Regions from separate parts of the Mus musculus genome. Here region 2 is linked to region 1. Evidence: chromatin contacts called from ENCODE Hi-C data. All regions are on one chromosome and are shown on one strand. The core of a region is the stretch at or near the end of the contact, and the rest is flanking DNA. Distances in the headings are between cores, read along the strand shown.

Region 1 (3,291 bases), core at 207-2,706:
CTAGCCCGCTTGTTCCTAAGGCTTGTCTGCTGAGGGCTCTCATAGCTACTCTGTCCCGTGTCATTCCAAGTATCTTTTTCTTTAGCTCTAAGGTCAGATGGCTAGGTCTACAGAGCCAGAAACCAGGCCCGTCTGTCCCCTTTATATAGATGTAGTGACAGTGGCTGTGGCTCAATAGAGATGTATACCGTTCCCAAACAAAATTGGACTCTTCCTGACCTCCCTCCTTTCCCTATCTGGGGCCTTGGGCCAGCCTGACCCAAATCCAACAAGGCCTAAAGGCTGGATTTTGCCTCCAGGAGACTGAGTTCCATGGTTCCTCTGGTCAGGGCTATGTTTCTCAAGCCTGCTTGTAACCTCATAGCCAGCTGCCCTCACTGTACACACAGGTACCTTTGCTAAGTTTCTTGTCACAGTAGTTAGTGTTTGCTCTTTTAATAGTTTTGGTTTTTGGAGACCAAGTCTTTGTAGCCCACGCAGGTCTGGAACTCCTTAGCATGGCAATCTGCTGGGATTATAGATAGGAGTGCCACACCTCACTTGGTTTTGGTGTTTGTTTTGCAGCAGGACCTGGTGGAAGGCCTGTTAGCCTCCCCTCCCCCCTTCCCTTTATAACCAGAACGGTAAAGTTCCCCGGTTGGTAGCAAAGAGGTGGAGGAGGATCAGGAGTTCAAAAGCATCCTTGACAACACCGCGAGTTTTTTGGCTAGATTGGGCTATGTGTGAGACCCTCTCAGAAAGTTAATTTTGGTTATTACAATCAACGTGTTTACAAATGAAGAATCAGGAGCCTGAGTTGCAAAGCTGGTGTCTGAGGCTAACAATTGAGTCCAAGAACCTGGCTTGGTGGTATGACCTCCATCAGGCCAATCCGTCTATTTGTTTGTTCCCTAGATCTGTAGGGGAAGCCCGCTGTCCACTGCACCCATTGTACCAATGTCCACAGAAACCATGAGCTATTTATTGTTAACTTGATTTTTTTCGCCGCACTACGTAGCTCCGGCTGTCCTGGAACTTACTGGATTTGAACTCACAGAGATCCTCCTGCCTCTGCATCCCAAGTAGTGTAAGATTAAAGGTGTGCGCCACTTCGCCCAGCTTTTTGTTAACTTTTTGTTACCTTAAAAAAAAAAAAAAAATATATATATATATATATATATATATATATATAAATTCAGATACCAAGTAGAGTTTTTCATTACACATTCTGGTTCCTTAATTCAAGTCTTCCCGAGGTGAGGGGCGGGAACACCTACAAAGGGAGCCCTGGCGGCCCCGCCCTCTGGAGTCCGGGAGGGGCGTCCTTCTCCTGACGTCACTACGTCGTCCGGGCGCCGAGGACTTTCCCACCGGCATACGAATGCGTGCTCTGCGCAGGCGGGAGGGCGGTGCTTCCCGTGTGTGTCACGAGTCTCGCGAGTTTTGGAGAAAGTTTCTGCCAGAGGCCGCCTTGGATGCGTGGGGTGTGGCTCCCGGCGAGGGGCGGAGCTGGAGATGGCGTCCACGGCGGCTCGGCGGCTGGCCTGGGTTGCAGTTCGACCCGGGGCTCTCTGGAGCGGGCCGAGGGGGAGGAGAGGTGGCGATGTCTACACCGTACCGGGCAGCTCAGGTCTCAGCCAGGTACCGTCGAGGTCAGTCATCGTCACTCGCAGCGGCGCCATTTTGCCCAAGCCGGTGAAAGTGAGTGTCTGTCTTGAGGCGGGACGAAGGGATTGAGGCCGGTGATTGGGGGAGTGCATGTGACCTGTCCTGATTGACAGGCGCAGAGGCCAATCATAGTATTGGCATAGACTGGGGACCGGACATAGGACTCAATTTGTGCAGCTGGGTTTTGCTGACTTTGACAGGTGGAGGAAAATGTTTCCATAAAACTCACTGTTAAGCTGGGTTCCTGGACACAGAAGCTGGAAGGCAGCAGCGAAATGTGCAATTTCTTATCTTGAGGGACATAATGACCTATTTCTTCAGGGTCAGAAGAAAGGCTTTGTGTCGATTTATACAAGTCATGCAATCTCTGCCTCAAAGGTGATGGGATAAAACAATCCTGAGAGCTGGAGAGATGGCTCAGAGCTTAGGAACTCTGCTCTTCCAGAGGACCCAGGTTTAACTCCCATCACCACAGGACAGCTACAACTATCAGTAACTTCAAGATCTGACATCTTCGCATAGTCATACACGAGGAGGCAAAATACCAATGCACATAGAATAAATTACTGAAAGAGTGGGAAGGGAATGCGGAAGTAATATACTTAGTAAAAAGGAAATGAAGGAGAACGGATAGGGGGATGTGGGAGCAGGACCTTCTGTGCTGAGGAATGTGTAGGTTTTACAGATGAAGTCAGGGCAGAGCCCTGAAGCCAGCATCCAAAGCTAGGAGTTAGGTCTTGACAACCAGAGACCACATCCTGGTTTTTCCATACTTGAACTCTTGTCACTTGCCCTCGGTACCCCAAAGGAAAAATGGGAAGTCTCTTATACCAAAGGTGTGCTTTTTGACGGCATGGCCGTATGGAGTCGAAGGGAAAACAAAAGTCTTTAGAGCAAGCCTGAGCGGTAGCAGTTGACCCCAGTCAGGGTTCCAGCGAGAAGCAAAAATGTGCAGCTGCTGTATAAAAAGTCACAGCTAGGGGAAGCAGGAAGCTAATACCGGTGAAATCTCATTGGCATTCCTTCCGTCCATGTTGCCTTTGCGAGCTTTTAACATTAATTGTGAAGCAAGGTTGCTCAGCAGCAGGAGCCAGCTAAAAGAGAAGGAGGTGAGAGGCCCCATCAGTGCACACACCTCCTCCTAACTCGAGTTTTATTTATGTGTATGCATGTTTTGCCTGCATGTATGTCTGTGTAGCACTTAAGTGCCACATGCCCACAAATGCTAGAAGAGACTGTGCCATATTGGAGCTGGAGTTACTTGCGTGTGAGAGGCCACGTGGGTGCTGAGAACCAGGTCCTGTAGAAGTGCTGTCAGTGCTCCTCACCACTGGGCCATCCCTCCAGCCCCGGAACTCACTTTTGGGTGGAGAGAGCTGGTTAGAGCCCAGCCAGCCTAGTGTTCTCACCTAACTTTGTATGGTTCTTGCAAGGAATTAGGTTTGGCCCCTAATTTTGAGTTGCTTAGTTTCCTAAATTTAGTTTAGCTTTATGTTTTTCTTTCTGATATCCATTTTGGTGGCCATAAAACTCACTTTGTCTCTTCGTTGCTCTGAGTTTCTTCAAAGACTTTAAAAATCGAGTGGTGTGGGGATCAGTAGTCCATTGGAGGCTTGGGCGCAGCCACTGGTCTCCCGGAGTGCA
Region 2 (2,921 bases), core at 374-2,873, about 20 Mb after region 1:
AAACTCCCTCTGTGTGAGTTAACAAGTAGTTAACCTAAAATGATGGGCGTCACATTCAATTATCTGGGGTCTGATGGATGTCTAGCACAGCATCTGACAAGCATGTTAAAACCCCTCGTTTCCACCTTCGACTTCACCTAAAACCTTCATAGTTTCTTCTCTTTCTTTTAGATTTTAATATTTTTTGGTCGGATTAATTCCTTCTCCTTGATGTGTCTAACGTCACGCGTGCCCCCAGAGCGCAGAAGCATCAGGTCCCTTGCCAATGCAGTGATGGATGGTTGTTAAGCAATATGTGGGTGCTGAGGGGGGCGTCAAACCTGGATCCTTTGCAAGAGCAACAAGTGCTCTTAGCCACCGAATGCTCTCTCCAGTCTCAAAAATGTAATGGTTTCTAATTGCCTACTGTGACTAATCATGACACACACACACACACAAGGAAAGCACATGCAGCCATCACACACGTGCAGATGACTCTCAAGGAACCCTCTGGAAGACTGGCAGTACCCGCCGGCAACACTGGTAAGTAGAGACTGCAGCGTAAGCTCCCTAGGGATTGTGCTATGGTGTTCCCATGGCCACCAGCAGTGTACAAGAGCCTGCTAGCCAGCAACCACAACCCCCTCAGCTTGGGTCCAGACTCAGGTACTGATGCTCTTTACAGGGAGTATGGGGAAGGGTGGGGTACTGAGCCGTTGAACACCCCATCCTGCTCACCACCCCATGTGACCTCAGATGGGTGTAGTACATTACAGAGCTTCTGCTCTCAGGGAGAGGCTGACCCCAGGCTTAACCTCACTGAAACCTCAGACCTGCGTGCTTTGCGCTGTGGTCAGGGAGGCTCGAGACTCTGCAGCACAAAATTTAGTTCTGACTCATCTCATAGATGGGGCTTCACTTCCACTCCCCCCACAAGACAGAGACATCAAGTCCACTCATCTCTCCTAAAGGGGGCTCTGAACTCATACATGACCTCTCCTGCCCCTCTCAATTCTGTCCCTTTCTCCCTTCTTTGGCAATCCATGTATCTTGCCACCTGCTGCCTGTCTCCTTCCATGCACACACGCATGCGTATGTGTGCGTGTGCATGTGTGTGTGTGTGCATGTGTGTGAGCATGCACATGTACAGTGCAAGCCTCAGTAGACCAGGAATGTGGAGTCTGTGGCTAAGGTGCCAAGTGGGAAGACTTCTGGACTGTGCAAAAAACATCAAGTTGCAAAGATAGCAGCCAGGGACAGACAGGAGATGCTGGGAGAAGCACAAGAGTAAGTAAGCCTTAGCTCTCAGAAAACACTCACGTATAGCATCGCAATCTCCTTCCCTCCCTCTGGCTCCACTGGAGAAACAAATGGATGAGCAGCAGGAGGCTGGGATAACCGAGAAAGAAATAGTGGGGACCATAGGAGTGCAGAAGGGGGTTCAGAGCCTTTCTCAAGACTAGACAGAGCACTGGAGAGCCCAGATCACAGAGAGGTAGGGAACAAGTAGGCCTGGGTGAGAGGAGGAGGTGGGTGGGCTGCTGCCCTGAGGGTACTCACAGGTGCTTGAGGAGGAGCAGCCCTTCCTCCGCCGGTGGCAGTGGCAGCCCTTGTGTACAGATGGAGAGGCAGCAGAGGAGGAAGTGACACACCCTGGGGTGGGGGGACTCTTGGAGGGTGGCTGATCTAGCAGAAGGTGGAGCAGATAGGAGTGGGCTGGGTAAAGAAAGGACCTAGGAGTCCCATCTACTAAGCACTGCTCCTGTGCTAAAGAAGTACAAGGAAGGGTCACCAGAACAGCGCCGGATAGTGGCGGTGCCCCCACCCCTGCCCCCACACATGTCACAGACGCAGAGATTGAAGCCCAGACTCTAAAGAGAGATCGACTTTGCAAAATGTCACACAGGTAGCAAGGGGCTGCTGGGCTGTAATCTAAATCCAACTCAGCTTCCTTCCAAAACTCAATGTTCTCTCCAGTATCACAGAGAGGAAGGAGCAGACAGGAAGAAACATGAAGGAAGGTGGTTTCTGTTCCTTTGGAAAACTCAGGGGCCATTGAGTTGTGATGACTGCCTTTCGTGCTAGGTATCCATCTTGGTTCCAATAGCCACTTGTCTTTTGATTTGCCAGGAAAATAAGTTCCCAGTAACCCTGACACACCGGCCTTCACCCACAAGCCTACATCTGTACTTGTTTTGATAGAATCGGTATTTGTCGCTGTTGTTGGTTTTGTTTTGTTTTGTTTTGTTTTCTCTGACATTCTTGTGCAGACATTCTGGACTACTTTGAGGTCCCCTTGACTACTACCTCTTGGCAGAGCAAAACAGCTCTTGGCTTGCATATGCAGATACTCAAGGTCTTGTGGTCTTCATTTTTAAAAATCCTTTCCTCATCCCTTATTCCCCTTTGAGTGGCAGACTCTAATTTGGCTCAGAGATTGCTGTCCTGCTACCAGTATCAATAAATTTAACTAATTATAACCTGGATTGAATCAAGGTCTTTCCCTAGAAGTCTCGACTCCTGAGAGTACCACAGCTAAGCTATTTGGACTCTGAAGCCAACCTGCCTGAGTTAAAATCCTGGCTCTCTCTCCGTTAGCATGAAGTAGTAAAACTCCTTAGCTGTATTCTTTAATCCAGGGTTTCACAACCTGTGTGAGTCACAACCCCATAGGAGTTGAACAACCATTTCACAGGGGTTGCCTAAGACCATCAGAAATATCAGATATTTGCATTACGATTCATAGCAGTGACAAAAATTGCAATTATGACGTAGCAGTGAAAATGACTCTGGTTGGGGTCACCACAGCATGTGGGACTGGATTAAGGACTCGTGACGTTCGGAAGGAGGGGAGAACTTCCTATGGCTGCCATTTTATAGATCACCATAAAAAAATAAGACGGTGTCTATTTAAGAGACCATCTGGTACAGTAAGAAGGGTG

Evidence for each region. Hi-C counts contacts between places; a loop is a spot of excess contacts on that map.
Region 2: a loop to region 1 is called in a map of regulatory T cell, with 10 times the contacts of the local background. The contact joins the promoter of Itgb7 here to the promoter of Smdt1 in region 1. A Hi-C loop is called at or near these places in 2 of 37 maps with a recorded cell type or tissue (T-helper 17 cell and regulatory T cell).

What each region holds. Positions count from the first base shown.
Region 1 is chr15:82,344,590-82,347,880 of GRCm38, forward strand. It overlaps Smdt1 (single-pass membrane protein with aspartate rich tail 1), which reads left to right and starts at 1,457. Exons shown (of 3, transcript NM_026914.1): 1 at 1,457-1,680. The coding sequence starts at 1,495. It overlaps Pheta2 (PH domain containing endocytic trafficking adaptor 2), which reads left to right. Exons shown (of 2, transcript NM_177391.4): 2 at 1-1,121.
Region 2 is chr15:102,230,312-102,233,232 of GRCm38, forward strand. It overlaps Itgb7 (integrin beta 7), which reads right to left and starts at 1,624. Exons shown (of 15, transcript NM_013566.2): 1 at 1,540-1,624.